3 separate regions of the Homo sapiens genome follow, and all the other regions are linked to region 1. A link is a contact called in ENCODE Hi-C or POLR2A ChIA-PET data. All regions are on one chromosome and are shown on one strand. The core of a region is the stretch at or near the end of the contact, and the rest is flanking DNA. Distances in the headings are between cores, read along the strand shown. Region 1 holds the start of LINC02417 (long intergenic non-protein coding RNA 2417). Region 2 holds the start of PRMT8 (protein arginine methyltransferase 8). Region 3 overlaps LOC124902862 (a long non-coding RNA gene).

Region 1 (4,937 bases), core at 1,729-4,228:
TGACACTCCTGATGAAGATCAATAATTATTTCAAGCACCAATTAGTGCAACTGATGTTCTTAGTGTCATTGAAAGCATGCCTGAGAACAGCTGGAAACCTCCTATTTCTGGTGTAATATCTTTCTCATGGGAATTACACCTGAGATTGTGAGGTTCAATTCTACAGTCATTTCTCTACCCCAGGTATTGTTGCAAAAATGAGCAGCCTCAGTCATCAAGTTCCTAGTCAAATGCAGATTGAACTGAAGCTAATTCAGCTCATCAACATTTAACCTCTGGTCATTCCTCAGTCCTGCTAGAAGAGAGAAAGGTGCTGACGAGAGGCTTTTTAGCTCTATTTTTCACATGGATGAAGAAACCAAGGCCAGTTTCCATTCTCTAAGACTGTAAAAAGAATCCTAGGAGGAGTTTCTCCCCATTTTTTATTGTATTTTATTGTATTTTACTTTATTTTATTTTATGTATATATTTGGTTTTGGTAAAGACGAGGTCTCCCTGTGTTTCCCCGCCTGGTGTCGAACTCCTGGGCTCAAGCGACTCTCCTGGGCACATGGCTCATGTGTAATCCCAGCGCTTTGGTAAGCCGAGGCAGGAAGACCTCCCCATTTTAAAGATGGGGAAGCGGGCCAAGTCAGACAAGCTGTCTCTGATCTGTATGCTGAGGGCATTGTTTCCTGTCTCCAAGAACGGAGCTGTTTTTCCCAGGAATGGCTCTGTCAAGAGTCTATACACAGAGTACTTTTATTAAGGCCACATCAGGACAGCAGCTTAACCAAGCAGGGATGTCAGGGAGGCAGGAGTAGAGGTTGTCAAGGGAAATTTTGTTATCTTGCAACTCTTCTAGGCAGTGGCCAGAAATTGTTTTGAAAGACAGGCTTATGCCCAGGGGACGGAGAAATCCAAGTGTTACAGCTCCTGACCTTGAGGGTTTATGTACAACCTGAACACTAAGCTAATGTGCCATGTATCCTGGGGATGCCAACAATAACAGGTCAGGCTCCTCCATGCCATGCACGTGTGTGTGTGTGTGTGTGTGTGTGTGTGTGTGTGGTAACCATCCTCAAAACAAAGCCACAATTACCATGGTATTTTCTGTGACTCCACTTCTAGGGATGGTTATAGATACTGCTGCTGCATGGTAAGGCTATCAGGCCCTGTGCTGGCATGCAGGAGGTCTCACAAGATCTATCCTGAACCTCCAAGTAGCAAGAGATGTAGGCCATTTCAGATAAAAGCAAGGATGCCTAAGTATTATTATTTTTACATTTCTAAAGGAGTATCTAGAACGTCCCTCACTCCTGCATCCCATGACAGATCTCTCCCATCAGATATAAAGGCAGGCAAATGGTACCAGACTGTGGACTGAATGCAGAAGCTGCTGGCACCCAGCTAGGGACAGCAGATGAGCTACAGGCCTGGCTGAGAGGCACCCGTCTCCAAATCTGGGATTTCCCTGGTCCCTCCTATTTTTCCAAATAAGGAACTACTCTCCCAGTTTGCAGATGCAGAAAATGAGGCCTAGATATAGCAGCTGCGTCCACCTGTTTGTGACGCAGCCAGTGCCCAGAGCTCAACGGAAACTACTAAGATGAGAGTTTGTGCAAGAAAGAGTTGCCCCGTGCATTATCACAGCGCACTCTCGGTTCGCTCTTTGGGGCACCCAACCTGACAAATAAACCTCGTTCCTCTTATGAACATAGAACAAAAATCAAAACGGGATACTTCCAACTCATATCTCATCTCCTTCATACCATTTCTAGTCCAAGCCAAAGCCCCATTTCCCTATTCATAGATGGACTCTCAGACTTCTCCCTCGTCTTCTTCAAGTGAGTTTTGTGAAATGAGATGGAACAGATGAGGATCTTTTTAGTGGTACAGCACTGGGGGCAGGCAAGCCCATTCCTTCACAGAAAATCAGGACAAAATAAAAGCCAAAATCCAAAAGTCTCAGAATTCCAATTCTAGACCTGTGTGGTCCGATCTAGTAGCCACTAGCCACATGTGGGGCCACTGAACACTGGAGAGGTGCTCCATGCAACTGAAGAGCGGGGTTTTTTATTTCATTTCATTTTAATTAACTTAAAGACTGATCATTTTATTCTGTTATTAGAAAGCATAGGTATATATGGGGCAATTTAGGTTTGTAAATGAGCTTCTTCAACCATCAATGTTATGAAATCTAAGTACAGATCGGGTATTTCCAAAGAAAATTTAGTGTCTGAACTTAGATGTGCAATACAGGTAAAATACACACCAGAGTTGGAAGACTTAGAAGGAAAAAAATGTACGGCTCATTATTAATTTTGTATATTGACACATCAATTTTAATGATATATTTTATTTAAAACATATCTAAAATATATTGTGTTAAATAAAATACATCATTGAAATTACTTTCACCTATTTCTCTTTTTTTTTACGTGTGTAAACATGATTCCTGGGAAATTGTTAATTGCATATTCTATTTTTGTTGGTTCACTACCCCAGACGTCTGACGTTCCCAGGGATGGTGCTGCAGAGGGAATATCCTGGTCCAGAGCTCCATTCATCCCTCGCCCTCTCATGTTGCTAAAAGGTCCCTCTAGACCATTTTCCAACTTTCTCTTTCTTCAGTACTGTTTTAATATTACTAACTTCAGGGAATATCAGCTTCCCTTCACCTTTATCTCACCGACAGCGTTGCTCTCCTCTGCCTCCTGGCTTTCGAAGATCCATCTTCTGCTACGAAAAACCCTCGTCTTCACTCCCCATTCTCAATGTTTTCCTTTAACACCACCTTCTCCGGCTTTTTCTGACAATTCCTATCTCTTGAAACAGCTTCCTTGGAGGTGGAGGGGAGAGGCATCAAATCACACGCCTACTCCTTCCTGCCTGTCTCCCACCATCACCCCTTCTTGCTCCTGCTGAGTGGTTCCCACCTCTGTTCTTCCCTCCATCCCACCTTTTCTCTGTTTCACTCACCCTTTCTCGGTGCCGCAGGATCTCAGGTTGGATTTCTAGGATACAGACTCTGCATGGAGATGGAGATCAGCCTGCAAGGGGTCTACTGGGGGCCTGACCAGCTCATGCTCCCCAGACCCGGCAGGCCTCCCTGTGGCGTTCACTCTGGCAGCAGGCCCGAATGGCTAGGTTGTCTCAAGCCACCTGTGCCCAGGTTGCTGAGCTGTTCCAGGCATTCCAGGAGGTCTACGGGGAGGCGGGGGGGCTTACCCCCATAGACCTCACTCACCTTGAGAGAGTGAGGAAAACAGGATTAGGCAGAGACTGAACTTGAACTGCGTTGCTTTCCACAGAGGCCTCGTCAGATCCCTCTGGAAGCTGTGGCTCTGGGGAGGCCCTTCGGAGTCCCCGTGAAGGAAATCAAAGAAATGAACCTTTGTGTCCCTGGATCAACCAACTGGATCCAGGATCCTGATGCCCCCCAAGGAGTGGCAATCTTGTCTACACAACCCACCACTCAAATAATTCTCTTGAAAGCCCCCAGAGATCTCCTGATTTCCAAATCTAAACCTGTTTTCTTGGGCACCTCCTTCCTGGTGTCTCTGTAGCCCAGGCCCCCACTGAACATCCCTCTTCTCCTGAGTTCTTTCACTCTGCACAGTCCCGACCCTCCCACATTGTTTCTCTCATGGGCTCCTTCCCCTCCTTAGACAGCTTCTGTCTTCAGCCCTGTTCTCTCTATCTTTTCTACCCTCTCGCTCCATTTCTTCTCTTGTCAGCCCAACTTCTTTCCAGATGATTCCAAAAATCGCATCTCTTGCCTCAGCCTCTCTCCTAAGAACCACAGGTCATTCCCACTGCATTTGCTGGATGTGTGCCCCTGGAAGAAGGTGGCCTGCTTCTCAAACCCGGCTTGCCCCACACGAAACTCAACCTCACATCACTCCAGGTCTCCTCCAGACTTCAGGTTTTTACCCCCTCACCCCCAGCACACTCCTCCTCCTGCACCGCGCACAGCAAGCTCTGGGGACTCCTTCGCGGCAGCTTCTGCATTCAGGTCTTCATCTCAGGGGACTGTGGCTGTCATCTCCTTCCCGCATGGCCCTGTGCGAAGCCTTTCCCAGCGGTCAGCTGCGGCATTGAGAGCACTGGTGCTCTGGGGCACAGTGGCGTGCTTCGCGTTCCCTGCCCCCCAGTAGCGGCCTCCCTGACCTAGCAACCTGGTATATGGATAACCCGGCTCGCTGCAGTCAAGTTTCAAAAGAACATGGTTGGATAAGCACAAGGCCACCGTTGCTCTGGGAAATAACCCACAATGCACGCCCCACTGCTAGGACAGACCCACTTAGGGACAGCTTTGCACCTCCACTGGGTGCAGGCAGGGACAGCTGGGCCCTACCGTCTACTCTTTTTGCTCCAGATTAGGAAGAATCTTGATTCTCCCTGAGCCCAGGGAATGCAGGGCCGATGGTCCCCAGGACCCTGAGAGGGACAGGGCAGTGATGGGAGTCGCGGGGCGGAGGATGAGGGGAGGGGAGGAAGGGGGCGTGGGGAAGCTCTATGTCATCAAACCTTGTCCCTAAAGTCCCTGGGAACCCCCAGGAGCCAACCTCTCCCAGGGGCCGACCTAGGCAGGAGACAGAGGGATCTGAGAGGGCGGGTAGGGCGGGGGCTGGGGGCTGCGGAGCGCGGGGAGGTTTGAAAGCCGCTGCGCCGCGGCTCATCAAGTCCATCCCTTCCCGCGCTCCCCGCAGGTTTCCCGCAGACAGTCGCACAGTACCCCTCACTCCACTTAATTCGCTCCGCGTGCTCTGAATCACAGAAAGGCAAACTTGCTAACAAAGAGGCGGCCCGCCCGCGTGCGGGGTTCCCGGGCGCGTCCCGCTGGCCAGGTGAGGACGGCGGGCACTGGGCACCGCAGCGGGGCGCGGGGCGGGCTGGAGGCGCGCGGACACTCCCCCGGCCGGCAAGGAAGGGGCGGGCCGAGGCGCGGGCCG
Region 2 (4,937 bases), core at 1,068-3,567, 120 kb before region 1:
GCAAAAACTTTTTCTTAGAAAAATGAGCCGGGGGTGGGGTGAGGTGGAAATGCAGGGAGGAAGCGCCTTCTCGCTTCCAGGGCTCCAGCCACCTGGCAGAGACCGCTACGTGCCCGCTCGCTCCACACTTCACAGAAGCGCGGCCTTGAAGCCCTGGGCTATTTTTAGAAACCCTTTCGGCGGGTGGGCGATCAGAGGGCGGAGGGTGAGGGGAATGGTAAGGATGGCTTTCTGCTGGGAGGCTAGCCGCCTCGCACTACACATCATTCCGAATGTCTGCTCTCAGGTGGGGGCTGGGGAAGAGGAAGTGGTGAGGGGACGGCGGGCACGCAGGCTTTGCCCTAACTCAAGGAGACAGCATTCGCTACTGAATGCCCCGCTGCGTTCAAGTCCCGGAGCGTGTTTGTTTTGAAATTGACAATTGTCAGATGCATGCTGCTTCTAGTCTCTCAGAGAAGGGGGATTTATAAAGCTTTGCTGCCTACGCCGTGGGGTAGGGGTTTTAGCGCAGAGTTAAGAACTCGAGGGAAGAAGACCAGGAAGGGTCTCTCTACCTTTTTGCATTCCGGCAAGACAGAGGGACAATCCCCGCGCCACACCCCCATCCCCGCCCCCCGCTGCATATGGGTAACCATATGTGAAATGTGCGGCAGCCCCACCAGACACCCAGCTATTAATAGAGCCTGGGAGTTTGCTCTCTGTGTCTTTTTCCTGCCACTGAGTAAGGGATGATCTTCACACACATGCCCCACTCCGCCCCCATCTCGGCGCACCGTTTCTCCAGGAAGGTAAGGGGGCTGCCCACGCTGATCCCCTTCGTGACTACAGGTGCCCAGAGCCTACGGAATAGTCCGGTTGTTGTAATGACAGCGGGGTCAGAGGGAGGCGAGGGATCACAGCCTCGAGTCTCGGGACGCAAAGCCCAGCAGGGCTCTCTGCGGCTCAGGGCCAGCTGGAGAGTAGAGAAAAAGGCTGCCGAAGGCGGGGGCCGAGAACACAATTTGCGGAGCTAGAGCGACCTCCTCAAAAGCCCTTGCGGGACGGGTGGCTGCAGACCCATTTCTCACTGCAGCCGGCGGCGCGCAGCCCCCACAGTCCGCGCAGGCTCGGCTGCTGCAGGGGCGGACGCTGTCCCTGGTGCTGAAGGTGGCCGCGGCCCGTGTGCCCTGCCGGGTTTAGCTACCCAGAGGCGGCTCTGATATCTGAGGATTGCAGACTTCTCTCTGGCCCAGATCTGGGCCGGAGGGTCTGTAGGAGGTGCCCGAGTCCTCCTGCCGGCTCGGCCCCCGCGGCCGGGGGCTCTCCGCGCGGCTGCGGGGACGGAGAGCTCGGGAACCGACTCGAGCTTGAAGGGTAAAGCTGAGGCAGCGGCAGGAGACGGTCAAGGCACTGCAGGGGGCAGACCTGGCCCCAGGATTACCCACCCCAGCTCTGCACAAAGCCGGGACCCGGGAGCCCTCACGGAGCCCAGAGGAGAGGGCAGGGGAGCGCGGCTGCCCGGGGTTTGGGACTTGGGGGCGGGAGAAGGGAGCAGCGGGTGGCAGGAGAGGGTGATGGGGTGAGAGTGACTGTTTTGCATTTTCAAGAGGGAGGGGACCTGAGACATGAACTTCCCCCCCACCCCCCACCAACACACACACACACACACACACACACACACACACACACACACACACACACACACACAGGAGGAGGCCGGCAGAAGCGAGCGGGATGAAACTGGGGAAAGTTTGGCACTCGGCGCTGAGCGGCGGCGGCGGCGCGGTGGTCCGGGTGGGCGGCGGGGTCTCCGAGAGCCCCTGCTCGCTCGCCTCCTTACCTCGGTGCTCTCGGCCGCGTTCTCCGCCATTTTCCTCCTCAGGAGCAGGCAGCGGGAGGAGTGTTTCATGCCCATAAGAGCCGGCAAGGGTTTGGTGATACCGAGATAGTAGAGGAGGAGAGAGAGCTGGTGTCGCTTTAAAAGAGAGAGCGAGAGGATGGGAGAAAAAAAAAAATCCAACCCAGCCCCTCAGCTGGAGCGTCGGCCGGCACAGTCAGCCACAGCGGAGTCTGTTCTGCAGTCTCCACTTTCTTTTATTTTCCTCCCTTCTCATCTGCTCCGGATTCCTTCACACGGTTTCAAGTTCTTCTCGTGCCCCCGACCCCCTCCCCGCCCCTCTCCACCCGCGCTGCGGGCTAAGCTCGAGGGAAGCAGCCCCGAAGCCTCCGCGGCGGCGGCGGCGGCGGTCGCGGATCCTCTCCAGGCTGCTCGCAAAGTCCGGCCGGCCGGAGGCAGCCGCCAACTCCTCTCAACTTCTGCCGATCCGCTGGGCGAAGCAACACGCTTCCTGCGCGTCTCTCCTAGGGGCTGAGCCGGGTGAGTGGGGGCGGGGTAGGAGGTTCGCTGGAGCCGGCGGCGGCTGGGCGCAGACCGAGGGCCCCCAGCGCCCCCGGGCCCGCCCCCTCCCCTAGTCTCCGAGGGTCTCGGCCGCCTCCACTCCCTGGCGCTGCACACAACTTACGTGGAGGCCAGGCCCGCGCGGGGGGCCCAGAGAAAGCCGGCGCCGGGCGAGGCTCTTGCAGGTTCTCAGACCCGGTGCGCGTGCTCCCACCTAGGGCGAGGTCCGGGCGAGACCGGGCCACAGTTAACTCGCACCCTCCCCACCCCGGCCCACCCCAGCTCTCCCGCTCCTCTGCCAGTTCCTGGATCCTTCCTCGGCGAATTACGATTTGGGGAACGAAGGGGTGGGTGTCTGGATGGGGGAGGGTCCTTAACTCCTTCAACTCTAGGGGTAAGTGTGGTGTCATTCTTTATCCTTTTCTCTCTCTCTCTCTCTCTCTCTCTCTCTCTCTCTCTCTCTCTCTTTGTACCCAAAGCCCTTGGGACTCCAAGCCCCTTTCAGGCTGAGAGGGAGGGGCAAAGGTGGCGGCCAGAGTGGCTTGGGAAAGAGGGTGGGAGAAAGTCAAATGCGAGACTGCAGTGCCCCCCCCCCCACTCCAGTCTTCCCTGGCAGCCCCCTGCCCACGCATTTCTCTTCTCCCTCCTCACCCTTCCCCCACCATCGCCAGATTTTGAAGTCCCTTTTATGGGAGAGAGGGAGGATGTCACGTACCCGTCAGGATTCTCTTGATCCTTTTTTAAGGGAGTTTGGGCGGCAGCAGGGGGTGTGAATTTTTATACAATGCATTCCTGTCTTCACTTTGAGAGCTTCTTTTTCTCTGTTTTACTGGCCATCTGTCGGGCAGTGGGAGATAGAACAAAAGCGGGGGACCCCATTCTGCCTCTCCCTTTGCAACAGGACACTCAGGCTGACTCCTTAAAACAGCTGTACTTTTAAGCTTTCAACCTACGAGTCAAGGACTGAGACCTATAAGATGCTCCCTGAGCACCCGGCTGTCTTCACTTCATCTCTGTACTTGTTTGGGGAGGTCCCTCCCAAATGCCCTATTTGCTTTTTATCATCACCTTCGATAACTGGGAAGTGTGAGCCTGACTGTCCTCAACTAACCCCAGAGTCCATTGAAGAAAAGGTCTAGAATCATTCTCAGTAGGAAACATGCCTCCATCATCTGGTCCTCGGGCAAAGAGAGGATACATTGCACTAAGTAGAGGTGAGAAGTGAGGGATAGAGACAGGAGAGGATGAAGAATGAGAAGGATGAAAATGTAGCAAGAGGCTTGAGTGTGTGTGTGTGTGTGTGCGCGCGTGTGTGTGTGTGTGTGTGTGTGTGTGAAAACTTGAATAAAAAGATGACCTTAACCTCCTTAACCTTTTCCCTTCTCAGAACACAGACCTGGGTTAGAGTTGGGGGTGAGTGAGCAGAATCCTTGACAACACCCAGTCGTTCCTCCCGTTCTGTCAACATGCAGAAAGTGGTAGGAAAATAAATGTGAATCTGGAGAATGACTTTTATCCTATTGAATTCCCTTTTCTCTAGGCATCTTCTCAGAGACAAAAGATTCTGAGAGACATCTAATTCCCTACCAAAAGTGTCTCAGTGTTTGTGCAATCAAAGGAAATCAGAAAAGAAATGATCCTCACCGCTCTGTGGTCCAATCCTCTCATTTTACAAATAAGGACCCCAAGATTGGAGAGAGGAGGACATTTGCCCATGGTCCATCAGCAAGCAGAGGACCCAGCTCCCCAGCCTCCTGACTTTCAGTCCGACACTCTGCCCCCACCCAACACTGCTTCTGCTTGTGCATGCCTTCTGTGACTAACCAGGGAGGAGGGGAGCTGAAACAAGCTCCCACCGAAATAGGCTGCTGCCTGTGCGTGATTATGTTGCTATGAGAACCTCAGTGGGTGTGTTTCCTCCTTTCGCTGTTGAAATCTTTTGCTTTGCTTGGCTTCTCCCCAAGCACAGACACGTCTCCCTTTGGAATGGGGAGTGGAGAGGCTGAGATGGAGAGCTATATTTTCATGGCAAGAGTTTTCTGTCCCAACCCATCCAACCCAGAGCCAGCCTGGGGCTGTGAGTGAGGAGCCTATGCCACTAGGGTGGTTCCATAAAGGCTGGAGTACAGGAGTGAACTGTTTTGAAAGTGGATACTCTAGCCCCCTGTTGAGCTGTCTTAGAACAAAGAGGTGCTGTTCCTGCTATGTAACCACCTAAGAACAAATTCACAAGCAAGCTAATTATTACTTTAAGAGACGAAGTTTGGGGTGATTTGTTATACACCAAGAGATGACCTGAACATTCACATCTTATGATTGTGAAAAGTGCCTAGCACATAGTAGGTACTTTGTAGAACTATTTTCTCAGCATCCCTACCATTCCTGTGAATTCAGTCTTTCTCTATCTCTTTTGCAAAAATATATTAGCATAGTCTTTCACCAGGTTAATTAGTTTAGTCATCCCACAAATAATTTACTAGGCATCTCTTAAATGCCCAGCTCATTAATAGGCACTAGCCTTAACAAGAGGCAACAAAACATATTGAATTGACCATTGATG
Region 3 (4,937 bases), core at 1,557-4,056, 86 kb before region 1:
TGAGAGCCCAGCAGTGCTCAGGGACACCAAGCCTGCCCTCACAGAGCTCACTCAGACACTGCTGCTGCAGACACCAAACAGCACCTCCCCTTTAGGAGATGCCTCCTCTGCAAACAAAACAAAACAAAACAAAACAACAGCACTCTTCTATTCACTCAAATCAGTGGTGGCACAATAGTCCCAGTGGTGGCGCTGGAACTCTATTTCTCCAGCCTTACAGTTGCCATGGCAGGCGAGGTCAGCGAGGCCAGAGCCCCCACCCCCTTAACACGGCTAGGACGTCAGCCACAGCAAGAAAAGACGCACCTGTCCTCTGTGTTTAAAGCCTTTAAGAGAGCCCCAGGTGCTGTTCTGTTGTTGATCTGCTTTCCTGGCTAGAGGGGTTCGATTCTCTTTGTTTGGTGACATTTTTTTTTTCTTGTTCAATCTTAGTCAAGGGTGTAAGAAACGGTGGCTGCTCCGGGCGTTGGCCCCTTCTCACGGGTTCCTCACTGCCCTCCCCTCCAGGCCAAACTAGCTCACCCCTGCACCCTCCCGCTTAAGGTCAGCTTCCCCACTGTCCACTCATTCCCTCGCCTTTCATCCTCACCCTGTGGGTAATTCAGACGGATGGTCCCGGGCGTTTCGCGAGGAGAAGGCTGTTGGTGAATTGGGGGATGATCGGGCTGCACAACAGATCGCTCGTGATGCCGAATGTGTGCTCGTGGGTCCTGCCCTCCCACCTGGGAGAGGAGTTTTGCTTGTGGCTTCAGAGTTTCTGGGAGTTCCTTGAAATTCTGTCGAAAACAGTGTGGGTGATGGATATGTGGGTGCTAGGGTTTTTCCCTCGGGAAGGGGATCCACGATCCAGAAAAATGTCGTGAACATTTATTTAATAGCTCCACTTTGTAAATGAACCACCCCCAGAGGAACTGTAGTTTGGGCCATGGAGAACAGTGAGGCCGGAAGAACTGCAGGCAAGGGGAGGCTGCCATTTCCCGCTCAAAGGTGGCGCTTGGTGTGCCAGCGCTGGCGTACTTGGATGTGGTCATCGGAAATGTGGTTTAAGTGAGGAAGAAAAGCACTCTTAGCACCTAGCTCATGGCCAGGAGTTGGGCTAAATAGTTTGTATTTGTCTTCCTGCGTCAGCCTCAGTTTCCCTGTGAGGTGTGACTTACTATCCTCATTTTACAGATGAGAACGCAGGCTCAGAGAAGTTAAGGGACTTGCCCTATGTCACACAGCTAGCAAAGAGACAGAGATAGATATAGAACTAGGACCACGTGGTCAAAGGAACGTGCTGTTTTCACGGCATCACGCGGCCCTGTCCCACCTATGGTGTCACTGAGGGGTGTGGTAGGGGGCACTGGCACAGACATGTCACCTGACCTCTTGGAGCTTCAAGTTCTTACACTTCGAAAATGGAAATAAAGTCCACCTGCCTTCCCTCCACTTTCTGGCTATTTGTCAAAGAGCAATTAAGAGAGCCAAGAGGACCAAGCCAAATTCAATGTAGCAGGCTCAACCCCACCCCCCGCTGACCCTCCAATTCCGGGAGAAGGTTCGGAGGTGAAGGTCCTTGGCCAGGTCTCCCAGGACCGAGCCCAGAGAGCAGGCTAGCGTGGTGCCTCCTCCATGCACACACCTACTCCCATGCATGTGTGAAGAGCTTGCATCACAGGGCAGTGAGTGGCATTTCTTTGTTCAGGGTGGCAAGGGGAAAGGGCGTGAGTCAATTCCCCTTAGGGAGAAGGAGGGCAGAGCACAAGTGAGGGCAGCATCGACGCCTGAAGCAGCTCACCCCTCCCTCCATCCTGTCTGTGGGTTCTCTTCCCCTCTTGCCTTCCACACCCCAAGCCCAGGCTAGAAGGCACCTCCCCTCACCCTCATCCTCCACTTCCAATCTGCAGCCACAAAGGGTGCGAAAATTAATCTGGTGCTTTCGTGAGGGACTGGTGTTATAGGACCAACAGGTTCGTATGCCCACTGCACAGGAGCAGACCAGTTACACAGTAACAGACCAGTTATGCCCACCGCACAGTAACAGACCAGTTACCAGTTAGGGCTGCAGCAGAGAAAGAGTTTAATGGTCACAGGGCACTGAGCTAAGAGATAGGAGGAGCCCCCAAACTCCATCTCCCCCAGGATTTCTGGGCTGGAGTCTTTAAGGGGACTGTGGAGGACAAGGGACTGGAGAATTGGAGCTGTTGATTGGTTGGGGTAAGGCGGATGAATTCACCAGAATGTAGAAACTGCATTCTTTGGTGCGTCAGCTCCTATGGGGTCCTTTAGACCAGCTGACGTGGTAATTTCACAGGTATGTAGGACCTGAAGGACTATCTCAAAGGGAAGACTTAACATTTCGTACTGCTCCAGTTGTTATCTGTAGGACCCTTAGGGTGACTATAACCTTGTAGCGGGGTCTGTGGGATTCTAGGTCAATAGGCAGCAAACAACACGAGGAAGCAGGTGGGAGCGCAGGCCGACCCGCGGTGAACACGAAGTGCGCTGCAAGCTGGGTTTGGTTTCACTCCTCCCCTTCCTTTTGTCCTGATTCATTTTATGAAGTTTATAGGGGTGGTTTCACTGGGAGTGCTGTGCTCCCTTTGAACTTGGTCTCCCGCTTGAGAAATGCCACATGCCGCTCTTGCCCGCCCCGTCTTCCCTGGCCCCTGCTCCTCCTCTCTCCTCCAGGGCTGGGCATGACGGGCTTCTTTTGTGGTTTAGTTTCCCTTCCTTCCTAGACACCCCCCTCCCCTAGAGTGCTTTTACATCACGTGGCCTCTGATTAACGTCAGTGATTCAAACCTTAAATATTCTCCCTCTGGAGTGAGTGATTCTTAGGGGAGCCCAGGTGGCTGCCTGCCCTCTTGCTCCCTGTGGCACCAACACCCTGGCCGGGGATGTCTGAGCCAACAGCAGCCGCCTTGAGGAACCAGGTCCTGGGAATCCATCCGCAGGCTCCCCGTCAGGGAGTCAGAAGAAGCGGCTTCAGGAGAAGGCAAAACAGAAGCCAAAAGACACAGGGCGCGGGGTGGGCGGGGGCGGCATTAAGCTGCAGGAGAGTGAAGAGACAGCAGGGGCTAGGAGCAGAGACAGAGCCAAGTCAGATGGGCCTCCGTGTTTGGCCCCAGGCCCCTTTGAGCCCCGTGGTGCTCCAGTTCTCTAGAGGCTGGGCTAGGCTGACGCCCGCATTGCTGTGCCTGGCCTTCCTGCAAACCCTCCGCCCTGAGGTGACCCGAGCACGTCGCTGCTTCTCGAAACCTGAAAAAGCCCATGGTAAATGTGCCATGAGGAGCACACGAGGCACCCCGTGTTGAACGCTGAGGACAAGGCTGCACCCGAGGCTGCAGTCATTTTCAATCGCCGGAGCAGGGCCGGCGTCGGAAGCCCAGACCTAGCATAGCAGGAGCTGAGAAATAGACACAGCGGGCAGGAGGACAAGGGGGTCCACAGTCGGGCCACGTCAGGACACAGACCACAGGGTGCCGCAGGAGATGTGTGGGCAGAACAGACGAGGAGACAGCCAGCATGGCTGCGCCCCAGCATTTGCCCTGGCTGTGAAGGGCAAGCTCCTCTCCTAAGGGTGTCCCCTGACCGCGCTCACCAGTTCCTGACCCAGACACCTCATTCTCAGCCCTACTTCAAGGTCACGATGGCATGCGGAATGCAGCGTCTGGCTTCCCCAGGAGAAAGCAGGGCCTCTGAGGTCAGAAATCATGTCCTACGGCACCGCACAGTCCCAGCAGCAGTAGCCTCCAGGGGACTCACTCAGACTTGGCAGGGCTGGCCTGGGAATCTGCATTCCCCATGCGCTCCCTCACCTGCTGACGGCGACACCCAGCCACCAGTGCAAACTCTACCCCTTGGGGATCTGCTGCCAGACTCAACACTGGGGCCCGAGGCCCAGGAGTCCTAAGGGTGCTGTTTGGTCATATTAGGCCTGTGTAAAGGGAGCCAGGACTAGAGTGAGCGAGGGGCGTGGGGAGGGAAGGAACCGTGGCTTCCCTGCACCCTTTCAGCAGCTTCCATGGTTCTTGCTGGCCTTTTCCATCACAGGCCACTCTTCAGGACGGTCTCCCGGACTGACCCCTCTCCTCTCCAGCCTACCTGATTCCCCGTGCAGTGTCCTCTGTGCATCCCTCATTTCATCTCCTTTCATGTGATCCCAGTCCAGGGTTTAGCTTCCCTCCCCTCTTAGGCTGTAAGCTCTGAATAGGCAGGAATGTTTTCTTTGTGTGGATTTTTTGTTTGTTTGAAATGCCAAGTAAGCTGCCACTCTGCCTGTCGGTCAATGGGACTTGCCGAATTGTCCTCTCACCACCCCACTCGCCCTTAAAGATGCTGACTTCTCAGGCCTACAGTTATTTCCACAGCAGCCTCCTGGCAGCCAGCACTTCCCAGCAGGACCTAAGCTGTGGCTTTACCTCTCCTCTGCCTTGAACGTTCCCCAGTCCAGGTCTTCACCATCTGGTGAGGCCTGACCTGAGAAGCCCAACCTGGTGAGGCAGAAGTCCTGGGAAGAGGCCCAGAAGACAGCAGACCCTGTTCCTAGGATAAAGCAACGTGCTTCTGGGCTATACAACTGCCCTGCAGGTGACAATCCTGAGATGTGAGGCTGTTAGTTACCACAAGGGGATTAGAGACCTGGAAGGGACCAAAAGAGGCCACCTAACCCAGGTTCTGCCCCTGGACAGGTGATCCCCCAGCCCAGGGCAGCTTCCGAGGAGACCGCTTAGGACATTAATTCTCGGATCTATCTGGTGGGAAAATGTATGAAAAATGTGGCTAGAAATAATTCTCAAGTTCCATTGAAGACTTCTAAAGTTTCCTGTGCTCTTGCATGTTGCCAGTAAGTGGTCTCCTTGTGGGGTGTGTGTGTGTGTATGTGTGTGTGTGTGTGTGTTTAATTTAGGTTCAGGGGCACATGTGCAGGTTTCTTAAATAGGTAAACTTGT

The links. A loop is a pair of places that touch in the nucleus more often than their neighbours do. ChIA-PET counts read pairs that join two places held with the same protein, here RNA polymerase II (POLR2A). Pooled maps may share reads with other maps.
Region 2: a map of mammary epithelial cell shows a loop between it and region 1 (3-fold over the local background). The contact joins the promoter of PRMT8 here to the promoter of LINC02417 in region 1. A Hi-C loop is called at or near these places in 3 of 168 maps with a recorded cell type or tissue (dorsolateral prefrontal cortex, endothelial cell of hepatic sinusoid and mammary epithelial cell) and 3 of 50 pooled maps. POLR2A ChIA-PET finds 5 or more read pairs at or near these places in 2 of 52 experiments (HCT116 and WTC11).
Region 3: POLR2A ChIA-PET joins it to region 1 with 10 read pairs in PC-3. The contact joins the enhancer-like site here to the promoter of LINC02417 in region 1. A Hi-C loop is called at or near these places in 1 of 168 maps with a recorded cell type or tissue (mammary epithelial cell). POLR2A ChIA-PET finds 5 or more read pairs at or near these places in 3 of 52 experiments (GM10248, HCT116 and PC-3).

What each region holds. Positions count from the first base shown.
Region 1 is chr12:3,366,149-3,371,085 of GRCh38, reverse strand. LINC02417 (long intergenic non-protein coding RNA 2417) reads right to left here and starts at 2,978. Exons shown (of 3, transcript NR_146865.1): 1 at 2,962-2,978; 2 at 2,661-2,821. RefSeq lists an enhancer at 4,913-4,937.
Region 2 is chr12:3,488,583-3,493,519 of GRCh38, reverse strand. PRMT8 (protein arginine methyltransferase 8) reads right to left here and starts at 2,317. Exons shown (of 10, transcript NM_019854.5): 1 at 1,820-2,317. The coding sequence starts at 1,894. THCAT155 (thyroid cancer-associated transcript 155) reads left to right here and starts at 701. Exons shown (of 2, transcript NR_126055.1): 1 at 701-788; 2 at 3,918-4,937.
Region 3 is chr12:3,452,265-3,457,201 of GRCh38, reverse strand. The region is part of intron 1 of LOC124902862 (a long non-coding RNA gene); the gene reads left to right. It also overlaps a transcript of PRMT8 not described here. Among named protein-coding and RNA genes, the nearest start is that of PRMT8, 36 kb to the left of the region's middle. Within about 2 kb of position 2,806, at least 2 of the 41 ENCODE cell types and tissues checked have a DNase peak (open chromatin) inside an H3K27ac peak, as active enhancers do; they include PC-3 and mammary epithelial cell, where a contact is called at or near this core.